Linked DNA regions of Homo sapiens: all the other regions are linked to region 3. The links are chromatin loops, found by intact Hi-C in ENCODE. Cell type or tissue: PC-3. All regions are shown on one strand. Links, peaks and the distances in the headings refer to the core of each region. The heading gives the core; the rest is flanking DNA. Region 1 overlaps TES (testin LIM domain protein). Region 2 overlaps CAV2-DT (CAV2 divergent transcript). Region 3 has its middle 37 kb from the start of TES.

Region 1 (7,237 bases), core at 1,501-6,500, 62 kb after region 3:
GGTTTATAATTTTATTTTTGATTTACAAAGATAAAAAGTTGGTAGGAGAAAACAACTTGCCCCTTTGCAAAGTTGACTTTGTAAGTCAGTAGCGAGCTACTCCAAAGCCTTAGTGTAAAAACTGCTGACTCATGGAGGTTCTAGTTACATTTGCTGAACTTTCAAGTTGGATTCAGAAATAGTGAATGAGATGGTATTGTTCCAGGATGTTTGCAGTCTTTTATAAGCCCAGTGTTGTTCAGACCAGGCAATTCCAATCTGAAGGCATGCAAGAATTTAAGTGGCCATTTAATTTAGAGGCAGAAGCATATTTCTAGATATTATCTGTCCACAAATATCAGGATTTTATACACACATGTAAGTTTGTATGTGTATGTGCAAGTTCTTTGTCATGAGGTAAAATTTATTCCATGTTGTGAATTATATAAAAGAGAGTTTAAAAGCCTCTGATTTAAGCTAAGCTATGTGATTAAGCCTTAATAATGTAATCAAAATTTTCATTTGGGATTAGAGTTTATTTAGCAGGAGATGCATGAACATAGTATGAATCATATCCATACTCCAGGCACATTCAGAACTAACTCTTCTGTAATGGAAAATTAGAAAGGGCCTGAAAAAGAAAACTTTTTTGGATTTGCTTTTCATTTTACTATGGATATTGTAATGGAGAAAACATGTAACTATGCTTATTACACAAGACCAGAAAAGTTTCCCTCTGTCTTTTGTTTAACCTACATTATTTCCATACTGTGTGAACTGTGATCATCAGTGACAAGGAAACAATTTAATTGCTTTAAAAAAAAGCTTAGTGTTGACACTAAATATACAATTTAAAGACTTTCATTTCTTTTGAAAATTGGTAATATGGACATGGCAAAGATGATAAAGCTTAGCTAATGCTGGACAGTTGTTTATTCTTTAGAGAGTATACTTTATATGGTCTAACTTAAAAGTATTGTGGGTTTTCCTAAGCAACTGTGTGGACCAGTTGGGTTTGAATATGGCCTTAATTATGGAAAAAGGATGTGGTCATTTTCTTTAGGACAAAAGGAAAGGCTTCACTTAAACTTCAGGACATGTCAGACTGATCTTTCAAGGAACCAGTTACAATGTGGTTTTGATTGCATAGTGACAAACACAGCTTGGTAAAGTTACAAAAGAGGGCCATTGAAAAATACCTATTACTTGTCCAGCTTGAACTGCTACTCTAGGCACTAACCAGTAACTAATTCCTCATGGTCACTGATGTGATATTTAAAACACAGAGTAATCTGATTACTGGTGGTTTGCCACTGTACTGATGTAAGGCTGGCTACTCTTTTTTTTCCAATATCAGTCGTTGGGTAAAAGAGCTTAATTACAACCTTGTGTCCTTCTGCCATCTGCACCCCACTCCTTCCACTTATTAGGCCATGTCTCAGCAAGTTCTCAAAGACTATTGTTTAATATGGTAAAGAAGAAAAGGGTTTGCTATAGCAAGGGTGATAATACAGCTCTCCACTCCTTGCCTCCCTACAACTTCAGGCAGAAGAGCACAGGCCTTGGAGTCAGAAAGACTTGAACTCAAATCTCTACCATTTATTAACATTTTGATCTTAAGCAAGTTTCATAGTCTCTGAGTTTCAGCAAAAACATTTCAAAAATGGCAAATCATATTGCCTACTTTGTAAGCATTTTATATAGTTCTGTAAGATTTTAATGAGATATAAGTAAAGTACTTACCTCTATTCCTTGTGTCTTAGTCTATTCCTGCTGCCATAACAAAATACCTTAGACTGGGTAATTTATAAATAATAGAAATTTATTTGTCAAGTTCTGGAGGCTGGGAAGTTCAAAATCAAGGCACTGGCAGACTCAGTGTCTAGTGTGGGCTTGCTTTCTGCTTCCAAGATGGCACCTTGTTGCTGCATCTTCACATGGAGGAAGGTTCAGAAGAGATGGAAGAGAGGAACTCACTCCCTCAGGGGCTAATCCCATCAATGAGGGTGGAGCCCTCATTGCTAACTGCCTAATCATTTCATAAAGGCCCAGCTTCTTAATATTGGTACATTGGGGATTAAGTTGCAACATGAATTTTGGAGGAGCACGGACATTAAAGCCATAGCACTGGCATTCAATAAGTGTATATTGTAGCTATTATAATAATATTTATCATAATAAAAATAATATTTCAGTTGTAATTCCTAAAATCTTTAATTCCTTGTTTGATGTAAAATATGTTATTCAGGATGAGACTTGCTTTTTAAGGTATAGTTTTCTGAGTGTTGTACCTATTGTGCTATGGGGCTGTACTATGGGGCAAGTAGTGGCCAAAGACATAAATTCATGAGTTTTTGTTATTTGCAATATTTGTAGTTTTCTATACAGTTATATTCTGATGCTTTTCTTTTCATGATAAAAAGCAATCAGAATATAAAATATGTTATGTATGTACTTGGAACTGCCATGTACATACCTGGGTATCATCATTGACTAAATATAAGATTTGTTTGAAAGTTATCTCAACACAAGTGGTAAGTGGAATTAAAAGTGCAATTTATTGAATTTTTAGATTTGTAAAGAATCTAATAACAGATTCATGATGTTTTCTTTTTAACAGATGGGCTTAGGTCACGAGCAAGGATTTGGAGCCCCTTGTTTAAAATGCAAAGAAAAATGTGAAGGATTCGAACTGCACTTCTGGAGGTATTGTTTTGAAAACTGCAACCACATTAGTAATTTATACTTTTTGCAATACTTCCTCAGACAGTGGAGATATCTTCGAGTTCTCCAGCATGGTTGCTAAGTTGCAGACCTGTTACTGTCTTTTCTGAGAAATGAATACAACATAAAAAGTGTTCTGTCTTACTGTCATTAAGTTTGACTTAGTGAATTGGACCATAATAACTATTTAGAGTTGTTGGATTTGCTTGCTGTCTTTAAGATTTCCTTCGAGCCTGAAATACTGAATATATCATCTTTCTGGTGGTAAATAAGTTTGTGGTAATCCTCCAGGACTGTTTAATAATTTATTTGTTACTTTTTTTTTGAGACGAAGTCTCATTCTGTCACCTAGACTGGAGTGCAGTGGTGTGATCTCAGCTCACTGCAACCTCCGCTTCCTGGTTCAAGCGATTCTCTTGCCTTAGCCTCCTGAATAGCTGAGATTACAGGCTTGTGCCACGACACCTGGCTAATTTTTCTTTTTTGTATTCTTAGTAGAGATGGGGTTTCGCCATGTTGGCAAGGCTGGTCTCAAACTCCTGACCTCAAGTGATCAGCCCACCTCAACCTCCCAAAGTGCTGGGATTACAGGCGTGAGCCACCATGCCTGGCCCTGTTTAATAATTTAATTATTCTCTTCTTAAAAATTGGTAACTTTACATCTCATGTCTACATTTTCCGTAAACAAATATGAATACTGAATCAAGCATGTATATGTTAGTTATCAGGAAATGAAGTTGAATTTAGATCTCTTTAAAATTTTTAGCTGTAAAGTTACTAGTGAAAAACCATTGAAACACTTGAATTTTTTTAAGAAAAAAATTAATTGTAGTGTCTTGGTTTGAATGAAGTGCATATATACACAAGACAATGTTAGTGAGTCAAAAATGTGAATTTTCTATAGATCTTATCTTTAGGTTGTTTTGAAAGTACTACTGCATATCATATAAATCTAAAATCAGTATTTGAAACCTGTGCTTATGAATGACTGTCAAGTCCATAGTGGTAATTCACAAGTCTGCTCAAAGTTAGAATTAGCAGGAAAAAAAAATAAAGATAACTATACAGTTTTAGGATGGCAGCTACCTTGTTAGGATGACTCTCATTTGAGAAACACTTCTGTACTACAGATTTCCACAGGAAACCGTTTAGAATACTTTCATCAGCTCTTGGAGATGTGTACAGTGTAAATTAAAGGAGAATATAAACAAATAAAATTTTAGACATTAATCTCTTTTAAAAACTAGTTTATTGAATCAGTTTTCAGAAACAAAGATAATTGTTTAAAATAGGAAAGTCAGTAGAAACCTGCTAGAACTGATACAGTTCTTCAGTTTTGATACAATTCTTCAGTTTTAGGGAGCTAAAGTTTTCCAGAATTTTTTTTTACAAGACTTAAGCAGCTCTCCCTTGTGCTGTCTCTTCAAGGGACATAGAAGTGGCAGTATGTCTCTCATGTTTTAAAAAGGTAAAGTGACTTAACACAAAATAGTTTTCATGAATTAGAACATCTCTGCTCTTAATGCTCACACTATTTTCTATTGGGCCTATTAGTTAACTTTACAGAAGGCTGCACTGCCCTCTCCTGGGCATAGTTTTTACCTTACAATCTTATAATACATAAAATCCAAAATCCAAAATGCTCCAAAACCAAAACTTCTTGAGTGTCAACACGATGCCACAAGTGGAAAATTTCACATACCTGACCGTGTGACAGGTTGCATTCAAAAATGCATTCAAACCTTTGTGTCTTGTACAAAATTATTTAAAATATGTATAAAATTACCATCAGCTTATGTACATAAGCTGTATATGAAACAGAAATTAATTTTATGTTTAAACTTGGGCCCTATCCCCAAGATATCTCATTGTTTATGCAGATATTCCAAAATTTAAAAAAAATTTGAAATCTGATACACTTCTGTTTTATTTTACTTGTGAAACATTTTGGGTAAGAGATACTTAACCTGCATTCTTTTTAGTTCTGCTATGCAGTTGCCAAAAACCGCTCGTGAGATTTTAAAGCTCATTCCTAAGAGATATCATCTTTTCTCTAAAGCAAGTTAGTCATTTTTGTTATGTCTATATTAATCATTTTAATCGATATTTTCAGATGAAAATATATCCGACAAGAGCAGATCTCCATGGCATGAAAATAACCTTTTACATTTCAATTTATCACACAGACTCATTTAATCAACTGGGTGTAGTCTGAAAATCTAAGAGCCATAATAGTCTAGGACTTTGCATATGGCCTGTCATTCAGCTGGGGTTGATAACAGTCCACCCCATTGGTATTTCTTAGTAGTTCTGACATCTTCCTGGCATGGGTCCAGTCACATTTCTCTCAGAATTCTTGATAATTCCCTGACTTTTTCACCATAGCTAAAAGAGCTGAAGCAGGTGCCTTTGACCTCCCTATGTAGCCTCTTTCAGTACAGTCTTTGAAGTAAAATATTCTAGACTAGTTGTCCTGAGTGTAACAAAGATTCCAGGTCTAGTCTAGGGCCACAGAACTTATGTGGGTGAAGTAGACATGGGATCCCATGACCCTGCCCACTTAGCCTCCTCCTCCAGCTTCATGGTGATCCTTGACTTAGGACCCTGAGGGCTCCATCGGGCACATTTCAAAAATCAGAGTTAAATTATTCTCTACCTCTTTATTAGTCTGGCCTCTCACACAATCACAAGAATGGTCTTTTGAACATGGATACTATTACATACTTCAGATGACTTAAGAACCCTCAGTAGTTTCCCACTGGACTTCTTTTAGGCAAATTTCTTGGCCTTTGACATTAAACCCTAACATCTGGCCTCTGCTTGCTTTTCCAGCCTCTTCCACTTCCCTTCCAAGCACTCTATGATCCAAGTGCTTGATACATACTATTCCCTGAAATTTTGTGCCTTATTGCATGGTGTTCTCTGCCTGGAAAACCCTACCTCCCACCACTAGGAAACAAAAAGTCTCAGCTCAAGAAATACCTCTGAGAAGTCTTCCCTGCCCATGTATGTCTTTTCAGGCTGCCATAACAAAATATCACATACCTGGTAGTTTAAACAGAAATGTACTTTCTTCCAGTTCTAGAGGCTGGAAAGTTCGAGATCAGGTGCCAACATGGTTGAGTTCTGGTGAGGTCTCTCTTCCTGGCTTACAGACGGCTGCCTTCTCACCACGTGCTCACATGGCCTTTCCTTGGTGTGTGTGGGTGTGTGTGTGTGTGTCTGGAGAGGAAGAGATCTCTCTCCCTTTTCTTATAAGGTCACCTATTCCAATGGATTGTGACGTTCACCTTGTGACATCTTTTAACTTTACTTCTTAAAAGCCCCTGCTCCAAATACAGTCACATTAGGAGTTTGAGCTTCAGCATATGACTTTGAGGAAACACAGTTCAGCCCACAGCACCCCCTTCCCCTGCTTCCACATACCCCCAAGTTGTTAGGAATCATTTTCCTTTTTATCACCTTGTATACTTACAGAAAGCCAGGAGATAAATACCCAGACCTCATTCTTCATCACTCTGATTTTCTGCTGGCACCTCCCATTGTCCCATTGCCAGTGACAAGGGATCCCACAGGTGTAGTCCTTAAGGATCAGCCTTCTGGGAAATAGCACAGAGTACTGAGGCATGGAGAATGAATCTGGAGAGGTGAATGGAAGATGCCGGATCAAGGTGTATCACCATAGTTGCAGGAGACTAAAAATTAATTATTAGGAATTTAGAGTGAACTTGTAACTTAACTAGTCTAACCTCATTTTACAGATCAAAGACCTAAACCAAAGGAAGTTAAAATGACTTGTTTGAGCCCATGAGTTATTAATAATATAATTTGTGAATGATTTCTATGTGTCACACACCAGTAAGCACTTGTAATAATTTTCTACTGCTGCATAACAAATTACTACAAACTTTGCAAGTTAAAGCAACAACTGTTAACTCAACATCCATCATTATTATTATTATTATTATTATTATTATTTTTGAGATGGGGTTTCACCCTTGTTGCCCAGGCTGGAGTGCAATGGTGCGATCTCGGCTCACTGCAACCTCTGCCTCCTAGGTTCAAGTGATTCTCCTGCCTGCCTCCCGAGTATCTGGGATTACAGGCGCCCGCCACCACGCCCAGCTAATTTTTTCTATTTTTAGTAGAGACGGGGTTTCACCATGTTGGCCAGGCTGGTCTCAAACCCCTGACCTCAGCAGATCCACCAGCCTCAGCCTCCCAAAGTGCTGGGATTACAGACATGAGCCACTGTGCCCAGCCAACATCCATTATTTTTCAGGTTAGAAGTCTGGGATAGGGGAGCTGGCTTAGCTGTCTATGCTTAGCACCTCAAAAAGCTGAAATGAAGGTGTTGGCCAGGCTAAAAGTACTCACCTTTAAGTGCGAGGGAAGAATCTGCTTTCAAGCTCATTCTTGTTGGTAGAATCTATTTTCTGTGGTTGGAGAACCAAGGTCCCTGTTTCCTTGTTGGCTGTCAGCTGGGGGCTGGCTACTCTCAGCTTCTAGAAACCAGTCACATTCATTGAGGTAC
Region 2 (7,237 bases), core at 828-5,827, 250 kb after region 3:
GACAAAAGAAATGCAAGGAATCCAGCCTCACCTTTTAAAGTTTTCATGAGACACAGCTTCATGAAGAAAACACTTGTGTATTAATACAAGAAGTTTAACTCAAGAGTGTGTGGGTAGCATATCAAGCAATCAAAGGTAGCTGAGCACAGGAAATGGAAAGAAACAACATAAATGCAGAAAGAATTCAGGCATTGACTACACACCGGCCCGTGAAACTGGCTGCTCCCTTTTCTATCAGATCCTACTCGGTCTGTCATTGGATGGGCAGTTAGTAGAACCAGGGACTAGACAGGAGTTAAGCACCTTATGCATCCCCTTTTCTCTCCACCAACTGCATCTATTATCAAAATACAAACTACTCCCCACCGCCCCCAAAAAAGTGCACTTCAGTTGAAAGTAGTACTCTGGTGGCACAGAGAATGGTATTTCCAATGTCTTTTTCTCAGATTGTTTATGTATTTGCACAGAGTGTTAGCTAAGTCCCTTTATTATTTTTTGCATCACAGCTTCCCTCCATGTTTATTTCTCTGGTTTACACCAGCAGTGTAGTGTTATTTCTCCAAACAAAGGAAATGTGCCAAAGTATAATTTTATAGTGGTCTCCACTAGCCTCCTTCTTTGCCCCCTACCATTTCAGGCTGCTCAGTTCTAGTTTTCCCCACAGGGAAACTTAGTCAAGGATTTTGCATAATAGTTGGGAACTTGTCAAGGATTTTGCATAATAGTTGACATTTTGTGTGTTATGCCTGGCACTATGCTAAAGGTTTCTTATGCATTATCTTATTTGGTCAGTAAAACAACTTTATGAGATATGTTTTTCTATTATCCGCATCTCTAAGATGGGGAAATTAAAGCTTAGAGAGATTAATTCACTGACCAAAGGTGAGCAGAGCTGGATCTGAGCTAGAAGAGGCTAACTCTAAAACCCACACTCTTTTTTTTTTTTTTTTTTTTTGAGACAGAGTCTCACTCTGTCGCCCAGGCTGGAATGCAGTGGTGAGATCTCGGCTCACTGCAACCTCTGCCTCCTGGGTTCAAGTGATGCTCCTGCCTCAGCATCCCAAGTAGCTGGTACTACAGTCATACACGCCACCATGCCTGGCTAATTTTTGTATTTTTAGTAGAAGCGGGGTTTCACCATGTTGCTCAGGCTGGTCTCGAACACCTGACCTTGTGATCCACTCGACTCTGCCTCCCAAAGTGTTGGGATTACAGGTGTGAGCCACTGTGCCCAGCCTTTTTTTTTTTTTTTTTTTTTGAGAGAGAGTCTCACTCTGTCACCCAGGCTGGAGTGCAGTGTCACGATCTTCACTCTGCAACCTCCGCCTTCTAGGTTCAAGCGATTCTCCTTCCTCAACCTCCTGAGTAGCTGGGATTGCAGGTGCACACCATCATGGCCGGCTAATTTTTGTATTTTTAGTAGAGACGGGGTTTTGCCATATTGGCCAGGCTGGTCTTGAACTCCTGACCTCAGGTGATCCATCCACCTAGGCCTCCCAAAGTGCTGGGATTACAGGCATGAGCCGCCATGCCCAGCCTAAACCCCCCATTTGTAGCCACTTCAATATATCTGCTGTCTTTTAAGAAAATGTCAAATCTGTCTAAATTGCCTTTTGAAAAATGAGAAACAACAACAACAACAAAAAAAAAACGAGCAGAAGGCACATTCTCTCATCCTGACTCCCTCCCCACACAACCCACGTGGAAAAGACCTTTACTTATAATTTTATATGAAAGTGACTAATGTACCAAGCTCAGTGCACTTTAAGAGACTCTTTCACTTTTTAAAAAAAGAATTGTGAGCAAAGACTATATTCTCAACAAATACTGTCTTTCTACATCAATTAAGGGATTGCAAGTTTGCATATAGAGAAAATAGGTCTGTACTCTCATTTATGGAATTTAGTCTGGCATTTTTGAGGTAACCATTCATTAGGAACAAAGTTTTGTTTTACAGCTTTATTAAGATAGTACTGATATACAATAAATTATACATACTTAAAGTATAAAGTTTGGAAATTTTTGACATGTTTACTCTGTGAAAACATTACCTACTCAAAATAATAGACATTTCTATACTTCCTAAAGTTTTCCTTTATCTTTGTTATATTTATGTCCCACTCCCCACCCCTTCCCCAGGAACTACTGATCGGCTTTCTGAGACTGCATATTAGGTTTCATGTCACAGATGTTTATATGAATGACATCATGTAGTATATACTCTTTTCCTTCTGGCTTCTTTCACTCAGCATAAATATTTAAGATTCATCTGTGTTGCAGTATGTATCAATGGTTCACTTTTATTGTTGTATAGTATTTCATTGTGGGAATATGTCACAGTTTGTTTTATCCATCCACCAGTTGATGAATATGTGGGTTGTTTCCAGGTTTTGACTTTTAAAGTAGAGCAGCTGTAAGTTTTGGTCTGAATATGTGGTATATCTAGGAATAGAATGACTGGATCATATAGCAAGTCTATGGTCAACGATTTACAAGCTGCCAAGTTATTTTCCAAAGTGATTATTGTACATTTCCACCAACGGTGTGTGAGAAGTGTGTAGAATAACCTTGCTTTTCTCAAATTATGATCAAGAGTTAGTACCTGGCTCCTCAGGGAAAAGAAATGAAAATCCTGGATCATAGTCCCTTATGGACCTTTTGTCTTCATTAGAAAATTATGTAATAAATATATCAAGCAAGGTCTCCTGGAATGAAAATTTTATGACACCACATGAAGATAAAAAACATGTTTTGAATAAATTAAATAATTAGCTAATTGTTTTGGAGATCCTTGACTAAGACATGGAAATACCTCTTCAGAATTGCTCAGGTCTTCTGAGGATGCATCTGCATATGACACTAGGGCGAGGATGTGTGACTCAGAAATTCCACTCACTGGAAGTCAAGGCATATTTTTTTTTTTTTCTAGCTGGGCTTAAAGCCAATGTCACCATAACTTTAATGGACTCAGTGTAGCTGTGAGTTGTATTATCTCAGGAGTATAATCATAAAGATAAGTTGAAAACAGCATTCCAGGAGATTGCCAACACTCTATTATAAAGTAAATAAATACAGATGGGGCACTACACTGAAAATGTGGCATGAAGTTGCCATCCACGGCAGAGGTCAACATTTGGACCTGATAAATGAAGCCAAGTCATAGATAAGAAAAAAATATCTAGGACCAAAAGAACAAATATTTAAGAGTGGAGCCCTCAGAAAAAGAAAGAATCATCCATAGGAATAAAAGAAAAAGAAAGGTAAGGAGTCTTCTGGCATAGAAACGGCAGCATTTAGGATGAACTGTCCTCAAGACTATCTCCAATGCTGTTCCTTCTTCATGACTGAATCCCCTACACTTGCTGTCTCATCTCCCTAGGGTCAGCTGGACCTGTTGGACTTGAGGTGTCAATTTGGATGTTTAATTTTGATTTAAACTCAATTTTAGATACTTTTCTCTTTTGAGATCTTCATATTTAATCCATTATTCAAACTCGTGTAGCTAATGAAATGATGGGGGAGAATAGAAGCCTTAGTTTTACATATACGATCAGTATGATGGTGATTTTTTTTCCTGTATAAATTCTATGTAAAAGAAACCTGGTTTGAACCCCCCCCCAAATTAGAGTTACTTCCTAATGATTTTTAATGTAATCTGATTTTTTTTTCGGGCTTCTTTCTTGTGCTTGTTTTTCAGACATATGAAGGAGGGTCTTTTCATATTAAATTGTTTTCCTGGCAGCACCTGAACCAAAGGATCAGACTTAAAATAAGTCTTTTTCCAATGTTATGTTGAAATTGGATACGACATTTCTCACAAAACTTCTAAGTCAAACAGTGATGAGAAACTACTGCCTAAAAGGTACCTATTTAAGACAGAGACTATATATAGGTTTTTTAGAAGTTCTTGTTCTTCTCCCTCTGCAAAGCACCACACATATCCATGTTTCATTTATAAATAGATTTGAAAATTACTTTCGTGCACCTGCATTAACCATTTTCTGTTCTGTATGATGAAATACAGTCCTTGGGAAGATTTTTCCTGGGTCATGGTTTAAAAAAAAAGAGAATGCTGAAGACTATGACTAAAATTCCTTTGTTAAAGCCCAAAGTCAATCAAATCTATTTCCATCCTTAGCAACATGTGGTTCCATTAAAGTTAATCACTTTTCTATTTCGGTGTATAGGCATTAATTCCCTACTTTAAGGAGTTTAATAGTTGAAGAAAAAAAGTACAATTCCAGAAATAAGTACTCTCATGAACATTTGCAGAATATTTGTCTTGTCCGAGATGTTTCAGAAACAAATAAATGAAATGTAGGAAACAAGATATGGGCATGATGCACTATTTCCTTGAAAGAATGCATTGGCCATTTGTCATGTGGGGACTTAATACCTTTTATTGTATTATATTCTTCTATAAAGGTATTCTTCTAGACATCAAGCATGAGAGTTTCCAGAAGCCATTTTTTTGCTATGTTCTTTAGTTTGTGTTCTCTAATACAACTCCAAGAACCATACCGGAGAACCAAACAGAGTGGTTCTGGCCAGGGCTCACTCTTTCTCTGTTTCTCTCTCCTGTCATCTCTATTTCAACAATATCTCTTAGCTTTGCTTCTCTTTGGGTGCAGCATTATTCTCTTCTACTGCAAATAAGAAGATTCCTCCAGGTGTCCAGAAAGATGGTCACCAGTGGCCCTAGGCAAACATTATTTGAACAACAAGATGTACTCAATTAGATTATTTATTTTTGCCTACACAGTTTATACAAGTTACAGATAAAATAGTACAAAGTTGTATTTGCTATTATTTTCTCTTTCTAAAACCTTCCCTCTACCTTTAGTTGTGTTCATTTTCTTATTTCTAATATTATACTATGTACTTGTACTGTCTTTTTTATCTTGACCAATCCACAGATTCTGTATTTTACCAAAAACAATTTGTACATTTACTAAGTTTCCACTTTCTCCTACTTTTTATTCTTAACAATTCAAGTTTTTTCTTTTCCTCCTACACATTTGGTATGAATGCTTAGCGTTTTTTCCCCCAATATATTCTCTTTTCTAACAAATGCACTTAAGGCTAAAATTTTCCCTCTGCCTACAGCTTTGGCCACATTTCACATATTGTAATGTACTGTTTTCTCATTGTTCACTTATAATATTTATTATTCATTTTTATTTACTCTTTAGCCAACAGTTTTCTAAATAAGTCTTTTAAAGTTTCCATAAAAAGATATTTTAGTTGTATTTTAATTGTTAATTTTTTTATTTAATGTATTATGTTAAAAATATTTTATTATTATTATTATTATACTTTAAGTTTTAGGGTACATGTGCACAATGTGCAGGTTAGTTACATATGTATACATGTGCCATGCTGGTGTGCTGCACCCATTAACTCGTCATTTAGCATTAGGTATATCTCCTAATGCTATTCCTCCCCCCTCCCCCCACCCCACAACAGTCCCCAGAGTGTGATGTTCCCCTTCCTGTGTGTAAAAATATATATATATATAAAAAAAACAGTGGGAACAGATAGCAAAGACAGAAAAAACATTTTTTTAAAAGAAAAATATGTGTAGCATATATGACATATTCTTTAGAATTTGCTACAAATTCAAATTTCCTACCTGGTTAATTTAATTTGGAAAGTTTGAAAAATACATATATTCTCTTTTTCTTAGAGATATCTAATCAAACTTGTTCTTTTAAAAAAATTTATAGCAATTCTTATTTTTGTTTACTCAAATAATTGAATTTTGAAAAGCATAGTAATACTTTACATTCGATTGTAGTTGTTACTTGTTTCTTGTATTCTATCAATCTTTGCATTATATATTTAAAATTTAAGTTTAATGACTGTCATTATTTTGGTGGATTATGCTTCTTTTTTATCAATAATTACCCTAGGTTAAGTTAAAATATTCCTTAGATTATATTTTAACTGATAATATTGCTACACTTTATTTTGTTACTTTTTTTTTTTTTTTTTTGAGACGGAGTCTAGCTCTGTCACCCAGGCTGGAGTGCAGTGGCTTGATCTCGGCTCACTGCAACCTCTGCCTCCCGGGTTCAAGTGATTCTCCAGCCTCAGCCTCCCGGGTAGCTGGGATTACAGGCGCCCACCGCCACACCTGGCTAATTTTTGTATTTTTAGTAGAGGTGGGGTTTCACCATGTTGGCCAGGCTGCTCTCGAACTCTTGACCTCAGGTGATTCGCCTGCCTCAGCCTCCCAAAGTGCTGGGATTACAGGCGTGAGCCACCGCACCCAGCTTATTTTGTTATTCTTGATTGATAAGTATTTTGACTCTCATACATGTTTACTTTTTGACATATTTTCTTTCTTAGAATTTCTTGGTCTTATTTTATTAATATGCTATCTCTTGAGTGTTTTCAGGGATATTAATGATATATATTTTTTAAGTATTCTGTTCTCTATCAGTTCTATTTCCTCGATTTGTTTTTTCTCAGTTGTTTGGTGATCTCTTGTATGTTTGAGAATCTCTATTTTGCAATGCTGTGGTTACAGGCTTTTATTATAGGAGTTTGTGATCAGTTATAATGGAGGAAGGGTGGCCTATGCTACCAGGCCAACTGCAGAGCAGAGACTGTTAGTGACTTCCTTTTAGGGCTTGAGGGCTTCTGCTGCTCCTGGGACCTCTCTATCTCTATGTCTCTCTGACTCTCTGGTTCTCTCTCCCTCTCTCTCTCTCTGTTTTTCTCTCTCTTTCTCTCTCTCTCTCTCTCCCTGTCTCTCTCTCTCTCTCTTTCTCTCTCACTCTCTCTCTCTCTGTTTTTCTCTCTCTTTCTCTCTCTCTCTCTCCCTGTCTCTCTCTCTTTCTCTCTCACTCTCTCTCTCTGTTTCCCTCTCTCTCTCTCTTTGTCTCACCAGGTCCCAACACATATGCTTACCAACCTGCATCATGGAGGAAAAAACACTGCAAAAAAAAAAAAAAAAAAAAAAAAACAGAGAGAAAGAAAAAAACCACCTCCTGTTTCAGCAAACGCATGGGAAAGGAAAGGGACTTAAGTGGCTTATAACTGGCTCCACTATATTAAATACAGTTTTACAAATATGCACCTTAAAAATGTCCTCAATATAATCGGATCATGACTACATTTCTGACATGAATTCATGAATTTCACAAAATTCTTGCATTCAAAAACAGATTATTCTGAATATATATACATGTGTGCTCATATATGCATATGTTTGTATGCATATATATGTATA
Region 3 (7,237 bases), core at 691-5,690:
AAAAGAGAGAGAGTGGTAAGAGTCTAGAACAAACAGGCTTCTCATTGTAGCTCAGAGTTTAAATATTTGAGTTCACAGTCAGGGAATACTCTTGAAAATCAGGCTTTGTTTAGAAAGTAAAGAATGTTCTAACCCAAAGCCAATCTTTACATAACAAGGTTGGAGATCTGAATATAAAAATTCCCTATAAGATATAGGCAGAGAACATTCAGCAGATCACATATGCTCATATGTGCCTGAAGCTCTTATCTGCCTACAGGCTTGGGATGCACAATTGGGAAGAAGGGTGTTGGGGGTGAGGAGGGGGAATGTGCAGGAACTGGGGAAAGAAGTTCAGATAAGACAAGTCCAGGGTAAGGAAGCAGCAGGCACCTGGAAAGGGGATCAATCCAGTAGTTGATAGAAGTTCTGACACAAACTCCAAATAAGTTGAGAACAAACCTGAGAACAATTGAATGGGTGCTCCACTTCACACCTTGGGGAACAGTAGAACAGCAAGAGCAGATAAACAAGTCCCGTCACATGGAGCAGGGTAGTCCTACATCTTCTGCCTGTCTCCTGAGGAACAAGAAATGATACAGAATTGCCCATGTATGGGAGAAGGCAGATAGCATGAGCTTACCTGGGGAGTCTGGATAAGGAGAAAGTTAATTTACATACAGCACAAAGCTTTGGGATCAACTTCCCATGTCAGGGATTGAATGAGAGTCACAGCTATATCTTTGGGCAAGTTCTACTAAGCCAGAAATAGTGAACCAGATGGTGGAGGTGACTTGATCAGATAACAGAGGTGACCAAGTTCCCCAGAGCAATCTCCTCACCATGTCAAGGCCAAGAGAACAGACCACAAATTGTACCACCTAAAGACACATTAAAAGTGGCAGCAGTATGGAGTCCTCAACCATGGCCCCAGTGAACTGCATGTTACACAGTTATGTGTCATCAAAAGACTGATATGCCTTTATATTATCAGAGTGAGATTTGATGCCAAAACATCCAAGCCAAGTTCTGTGGGAGTCGCAGATAGAGACAAAGCACAAAGCAAATTGTTCCCCCTCAGCCTTGCCGTGGGTTTTGTAAGAGGCAGGAGAAGAGAATATGTGAAAGAATGAGCTTAACAAAAGAGACCATTTTAAAACAGAAGAGCATGAGCTACTTAACTGACAATTTTATATCTATTCCACAATCCCCACTGGTAAAGACGGGGGTTTGTAAGCAAAATGATTTCAAAATAAAGAAAATAAACTGGTTACTTTGTTACTTTTTTTTCTTGCACATCTGAATGGTAATGCACATATTTTCACCTCCCATCGCCAATCCTAGGCATTTGCTCTTGGGAAAGGTACCTTAGATCATAAGTCAGCTAATAAAGAGAATGGCAGACCCATGTTCTCATAGTGAAAGGATTAAAAAGAAAGCCCTGCAAGGAGGATCTACGTTCACTGTTTCTTAGAGGGCTGAAGAAGAGCATCAACGTCCACCAGTTCGAATCCCAGAATCTCAGACTCAGGTGGATCCAAGGAGTGATGATCCTTCCTGTGAAAAGCAGTAGAGGTTTTGCAAGGGAAGATAGTAGAGTATTGAATGGAGAATGTTCAGGAATGGAATGTTTGGAGCTGGAGGGCACACAGGGGTTTAAAGGTGAGGACTGGCTGCGCATCTTTGGAAGGTGGAATGGGAGTCATCCATGACGTCCCGTTCTTAGGAAGCCCTACGTTATTTTGGTTCCTTAACTTGTGAGATTTGAGGAAAACTCCAGGTTAACTAGGACTTTAATATGGTCCCTTTTAACCTTGTAATTCCTTTCTAAAATTTCTCTCATCCTAAAATAAAGAGGTCACATATTTTTAGAAAATCAGGTGTGATGCCTTTGTGGAGGATGAAGGATGAAAGTAGACAAGAGGTCTCATGGATCCAATGGAAAAAAGTATGTAATAATATTGGGGCAACCACACCTCAGAATAGGTGAATGGATGAATAGAAATGCCAGAGCATGACCCACAGAGAAACTGGTAATGGAGGGAGATCCTGGAATCTGGAAAATATCCCAGAAAAAATATGTGGATGAGACATTTTACAACCAAACCTTCCTCCAACCCTCACAGGTTACTGAAGGAACAGAACAGAGCTTGTAAACTGCAAGCTACATAGTTATGTGTCTTCAAAATACTAATGTTGTTTGTATTATAAGTGGGATTATGAGTCATTTTGTTTCTTCTGTTTTCTAGAGTTCATGTAGACACATGCTTTCCATCCAATAAATATTTATCAACATTTACAATACACCAGGCATTCTTCATCAGTGAGTAAAAGAGGCAAAAATAAACCCCTGCCTGTACTCTAAAGAAATACAATGTAAAAGCAGACAAAAGCAACTATTAATATTTTTAGCTCAGTGGTCAAATATGCCTCTCTCATGTGTGCACAAATGCATGCACGCAGAGGCACGCACACATGCACACAAACAGAGTGTCTTTCCCGGTTTTCTTAATTTCAACCTGTTTATTTCCCCAGTCTCCCCACTTATTTCTAATTCTTCATTTCACTCATAGGTTTATTAGAATTTCTCAGAGTTCTTTGAGCTAAAAAGCTCAGTAATTATAAGTCATCTGTTGTGCCCCGAAACCTTTATTAAATTTTATTTAGACAAAATTATAGAAAACAATTCAGTATGCTTCAATTAAAATTAGCCAAACTATTTTCTCATACACACTGCATTCCTACTGCCTCAACACACATATACACAACCACATACACCAGTAATATTAAAAGTTAAAAAGTAATTTGCAATTCAAGTATGTTTGTTGAAATAATTACTACAGTTGTATATGAATGTTCAGTGAGGTAAGAGGAAATTGTTTATTACTGAATAATGAAAAAATATTACGCTTGTCCATTGGGTGGCAGCAAAACTCTTCCATACTGTTAAATTCTCAAAGCCTTTGTCTTCAGTGTCTTCATGCTAAATTTGATAGATTATACTACACACAGAGGAAAATCCTCAATTCTTCCCTTTCAGGAAGGGGCTGCAGAAGCAGTGAGATTAGTGCTGCATTGAGTTTAAAGTCTTACTGGGTATAGAAGAAATTATCTTTTGAATTTAAAAAACAACAAATTTTATTATTTTATTCTTCAATTCAATCCAAAAGATTCGTGTCAATTACGTGTCAGTACTATGCTGGAAACTTTCTATTTTCATGAAGTTGGCTCCAGCGGGTAGAACTCTACACGAAAAAATAAACATCTGCAACATCAAAAACACCCGGCTTCAATCTCCATCTTCCCTCTCAACACCCTCCTATCATCTGAGCAAACACTCCTTCTTTCCAAAAAGTTACTACTTGATTGGAAACTTAAGCTAGAAAATCACCATAACACAGCATCAAAATTACTGTTTATCTAAAATTGTATAAGTAAAGCAAGGATATCCACTCCATCCCTAAGGTCAGAATTTTTAAATCCACAAACAAATATTTACTTAACCTGCCTGCTCCACAGGGGCCTTTGACCCTCCCTCCTTTGCTCCCAGAACAAAGAGAGAAAAGAGCAATACAAGTGAAAGGAAGAGAATTAACAGTTGAGTGTCAAGAGATGCTGACTGAAATGAACAGAACAGGGCAAGTATGTTAAAGTGCTTCCCAGGTTTTTTCATACGGCATACATCGAACATGCTATTTGTTTTGATACTTTGAGGTAAATGAATGATACCCTTAGATCTGGAAGTGACCAGCCTAGAGTATCTGGCTGTTCTGGGCCTGGAGACCCTGAAGGCCAAAGAGACAAAGGTATCTGTCCATCTGTTCCACACACATGGCACAACCTCTATGCCCCAGCTCACCTACATGGACATTAGGGTTACATGGGGAACTAAGAGGGCTTTAAAATCACTATTCTCAAGAAGGTCCATAAACTCATCAGTTTAGAGAATCTTCTTCCTCCCATTTTTATTTTATACATTTTATGCTTACAAAATGTACATTTTGGGACAATGTGCCCCTGTGGCTTCCCCAGCTTATCCACATATCCCTCTCCCCACATACTATTCATGTGTTGTCACCCACCAGTTACAGAATCATGGAAGGTGATTTACTTTATATTCACTATGTTTGGGGGAATCTTCTTTGGAACCATTTTGTGCTGGGTCATTGTTTTTAAAATTTTTAATTTAATTTCAAGTTCCAGGATACATGTGCAGGATGTGCATGTTTGTTACATAGGTCAACTTGTGCACCAAACATGGTGGTTTGCTGCACCCATCAACCCATCACCTAGGTATTAAACCCCACGTGCATTAGCTATTTATGCTGATACTCTCCTTTCCCCAACCCTCCCCCAAGAGGTCCCTGTGTATGTTGTTCCCTCCCCGTGTCCATGTGTTCTCATAGTTGAGCTCCCACTTCTAAGTGATAACATGTGGTGTTTGGTTTTCTTTCCCTGTCTTAGTTTGCTGAGGATAATGGCTTCTAGCTCCATTCATGTTCCTGCAAAGGACATAATCTCATTCCTTTTTATAGCTGCATAGTATTCCAAGGTATATATGTACCACATTTTCTTTATTCAGTCTATTATTGATGGGCCTTTGGGTTGATTCCATGTGTTTGCTATTGTATATAGTGCTGCACTAAACATACACATGCATGTATTTTTATAACAGAACGTTTTATATTCCTTTGGATATATACCCAGTAATGGGACTGCTGAGTCAAATGGTATTTCTGGTTCCAGATCTTTGAGGAATCGCCACACTGTCCTCCACAATGGTTGAAATAATTTACATTCCCATCAGCAGTGTAAAAGTGTTCCTATTTCTCCACAGCCTCGCCAGCATCTGTAGTTTCTCCACTTTTTAATAATCACCATTCTGACTGGTGTGAGATGGTATCTCATTGTGGTTTTGATTTGCATTTCTCTAATGATCAGTAATGTTGATCTTTTTCTCATATGTTTGTTGGCCACATAAATGTCTTCTTTTGAGAAGTGTCTGTTCATGTCCTTTGCCCATTTTTTGATGGGGTTGCTTTTTTCTTGAAAATTTGTTAAAGTTCCTTGTAGATTCCGGATATTAAACCTTTGTCAGAAAGACAGATTGCAAAAATTTTCTCCCATTCACTCACGTCTGTTCACTCTGATGATAGTTTCTTTTGCTGTACAGAAGTGCTTTAGTTTAACTAGACTCCATTTGTCAATTTTTGCATTTGTTGCAATTGCTTTTGATGTTTTTGTCATGTAATATTTACCCTTGCCTATGTCCTGAATAGTATTGCCTAGATTTTCTTCTAGAGTTTTTATAGTTTTGGGTTTTACATTTAAGTCTTTAATCCATCCTGGCCTAATTTTTGTATAATGTATAAGGAAGGGGTCCAGTTTCAATTTTGTGCCTATGGCTAGCCAGTTTTGCTCACTAGCCATAGGCACATAGGCCCTTTTTTTTAAACTTTGATATGCATAAACCTATCATGGTAACCTTGAATCAATAATTGCCTAGGCTGGAGTACAGTGGTATGATCTTGGCTCACTGCAACTTCCCCCTCCTGGGCTCAAGCGATTCTCCTGCCTCAGCCTCCCAAGTAGCTGGGATTACAGGCATGCACCACTACGCCCGGCTAATTTTGTATTTTTAGTAGAGATGGGGCTTCTCCATGTTGGTCAGGCAGGAATTTTATGGTTTTAGTTCTTCCATTTAGGTTAGTGACCCATTTAGAGTTAAGTCATAAGAAAACACTCCAAAAGATATTTATTGTGCCAAGATGATAAAAATATGGGGATTTATTTTTTCTTCTTTTCCAAAACTTAAGTAATGTACACATATTAATTTTTAAAGAAAACAAAAATTCAAAGTAAATTTTAAAATAAGATTGTAAAGCATATTTTTATAGCTAGACAAATATTCAAAATTTTATATGCCCTTTCTGCTTTTTATGTAACATCTTCTCTGTTCTTCAGTGTCTCATACTTCCTATTTGAAACAAGAGCCATCATTGCAAAGCACTGCACCCCTGTAGGATATTGGTGTTTTATGACATTTCTAGGCTCCTATGGTTTTTCCAGCTCTTGATCCAAGGCCCTTATGAAGCCCAATAACACCGCTTATCCTTAAGCCCCACGGTATTCCCTGTAATCTCTATTATTTCCTCATGTTTACAGCAAACTAACTTCAGCAGCTTCAGTTGCTTGGCATGAAAAGTTTCCTGACCAAGACAGAGAACAAAAATCTCTAGTGATGAAAAACCATCAATTTGCTGCTACTGTATGAAGGGCTCAAAAGACACAGCAGAGAAACCTGTCATGTCCTAAAGAGGTGGTTAAGAAAGTCATCACCAAAAGCCATTGCAGCTGCATCCTTGATTTGAGTTATAGAAGGATAAATCAGTTAGCATTTTAGTCATGAGGACAGCTAATTCTGGAAATTGTCTGTGAGAAACTTCACCCCTCTTTTCTTCTACGAGTAGCCACTTAGTTTATGCCTTTAAAGCAAAACATATGCCTTAAAGGTCAGAGAGATAAGTAATACTCTTCAAGTACCAAAGTTAATCAGAACAATTCAGTATTCAAATGCTCGTATTTACTTACATTTTCAAATAGATGTTATTATTCTCAGTTTATAGGTGAGGGCACTGAAGCTCAGAAAACTATTTTGCTTGAGATCTCAAACCTATTAAGTGTGAATACTAAAATAAAGCCCTAGGATTTTTATTCTAAGTTAGTGGTCTTCCCACCCGTCCAGAGCTACTTCTTTAAGACAATAATACAGGGCATGCTGATCTCAGTGGAGGCCAGTCTTATGAATACCGACAGCTAAAGAATGTGCCCAGGGGTTTAAGGCAACATTCCCTACACCAAAACATGCCTCTCACTGCCTAATATTATTTCTTCATCCTTTGACTCAGGTCAGGAGGAATTTAACTGAGGTGAAAGAAATAACAATGTTTGCCTTTATCAGTGACGGATATCAACATCATGAAGCTTTTTTACCATACTTATGTCTACATCCCTCCATTACCCTTGCCCCTACAAATCCAGATTCCATATATCTGAGGTAGGACTAGCACATGTGTATATTGAAAAAATTCCCCAGAGGATTCTAAAGTACTGTTCTAATTTAAGAACGGCCTCATAAAGATTTCTTGATACATAGCTGGAAGCAAATAGACATGCAGTAAATTTTATTTTTCCTTTAAAATAAATGTATGATCAACCCTGTGTCAGGCGCTCTATCAGGCAGTGGGAACATATCAAT

What was found. A loop is a pair of places that touch in the nucleus more often than their neighbours do. Peaks named below come from ENCODE experiments on the same cell type or tissue, not always from the same donor. Only the 100,000 strongest peaks of a DNase experiment are listed, where the experiment ranks them.
Region 1: it touches region 3 in a loop (6-fold over the local background); 104 of 110 quality-filtered maps call a loop at or near these places.
Region 2: it touches region 3 in a loop (4-fold over the local background); 3 of 110 quality-filtered maps call a loop at or near these places.

What each region holds. Positions count from the first base shown.
Region 1 is chr7:116,231,935-116,239,171 of GRCh38, forward strand. It overlaps TES (testin LIM domain protein), which reads left to right. Exons shown (of 7, transcript NM_015641.4): 2 at 2,600-2,685. It overlaps LOC124901730 (a long non-coding RNA gene), which reads right to left. Exons shown (of 4, transcript XR_007060485.1): 3 at 7,081-7,237; 4 at 3,934-6,342. Among named protein-coding and RNA genes, the nearest start is that of TES, 25 kb to the left of the region's middle. In PC-3, for the core only: CTCF peaks have their summits at 4,298 (motif pointing left) and 4,502; no DNase peak of the experiment used is centred there; H3K27ac peaks cover 153 bases.
Region 2 is chr7:116,423,625-116,430,861 of GRCh38, forward strand. All of the region lies in intron 1 of CAV2-DT (CAV2 divergent transcript), which reads right to left. Among named protein-coding and RNA genes, the nearest start is that of CAV2-DT, 72 kb to the right of the region's middle. In PC-3, for the core only: no CTCF peak of the experiment used is centred there; a DNase peak (open chromatin) is centred at 2,887; H3K27ac peaks cover 1,921 bases.
Region 3 is chr7:116,170,324-116,177,560 of GRCh38, forward strand. No RefSeq gene overlaps it. Among named protein-coding and RNA genes, the nearest start is that of TES, 37 kb to the right of the region's middle. In PC-3, for the core only: a CTCF peak has its summit at 2,890 (motif pointing right); DNase peaks (open chromatin) are centred at 2,168 and 2,908; H3K4me3 peaks cover 630 bases; H3K27ac peaks cover 1,280 bases.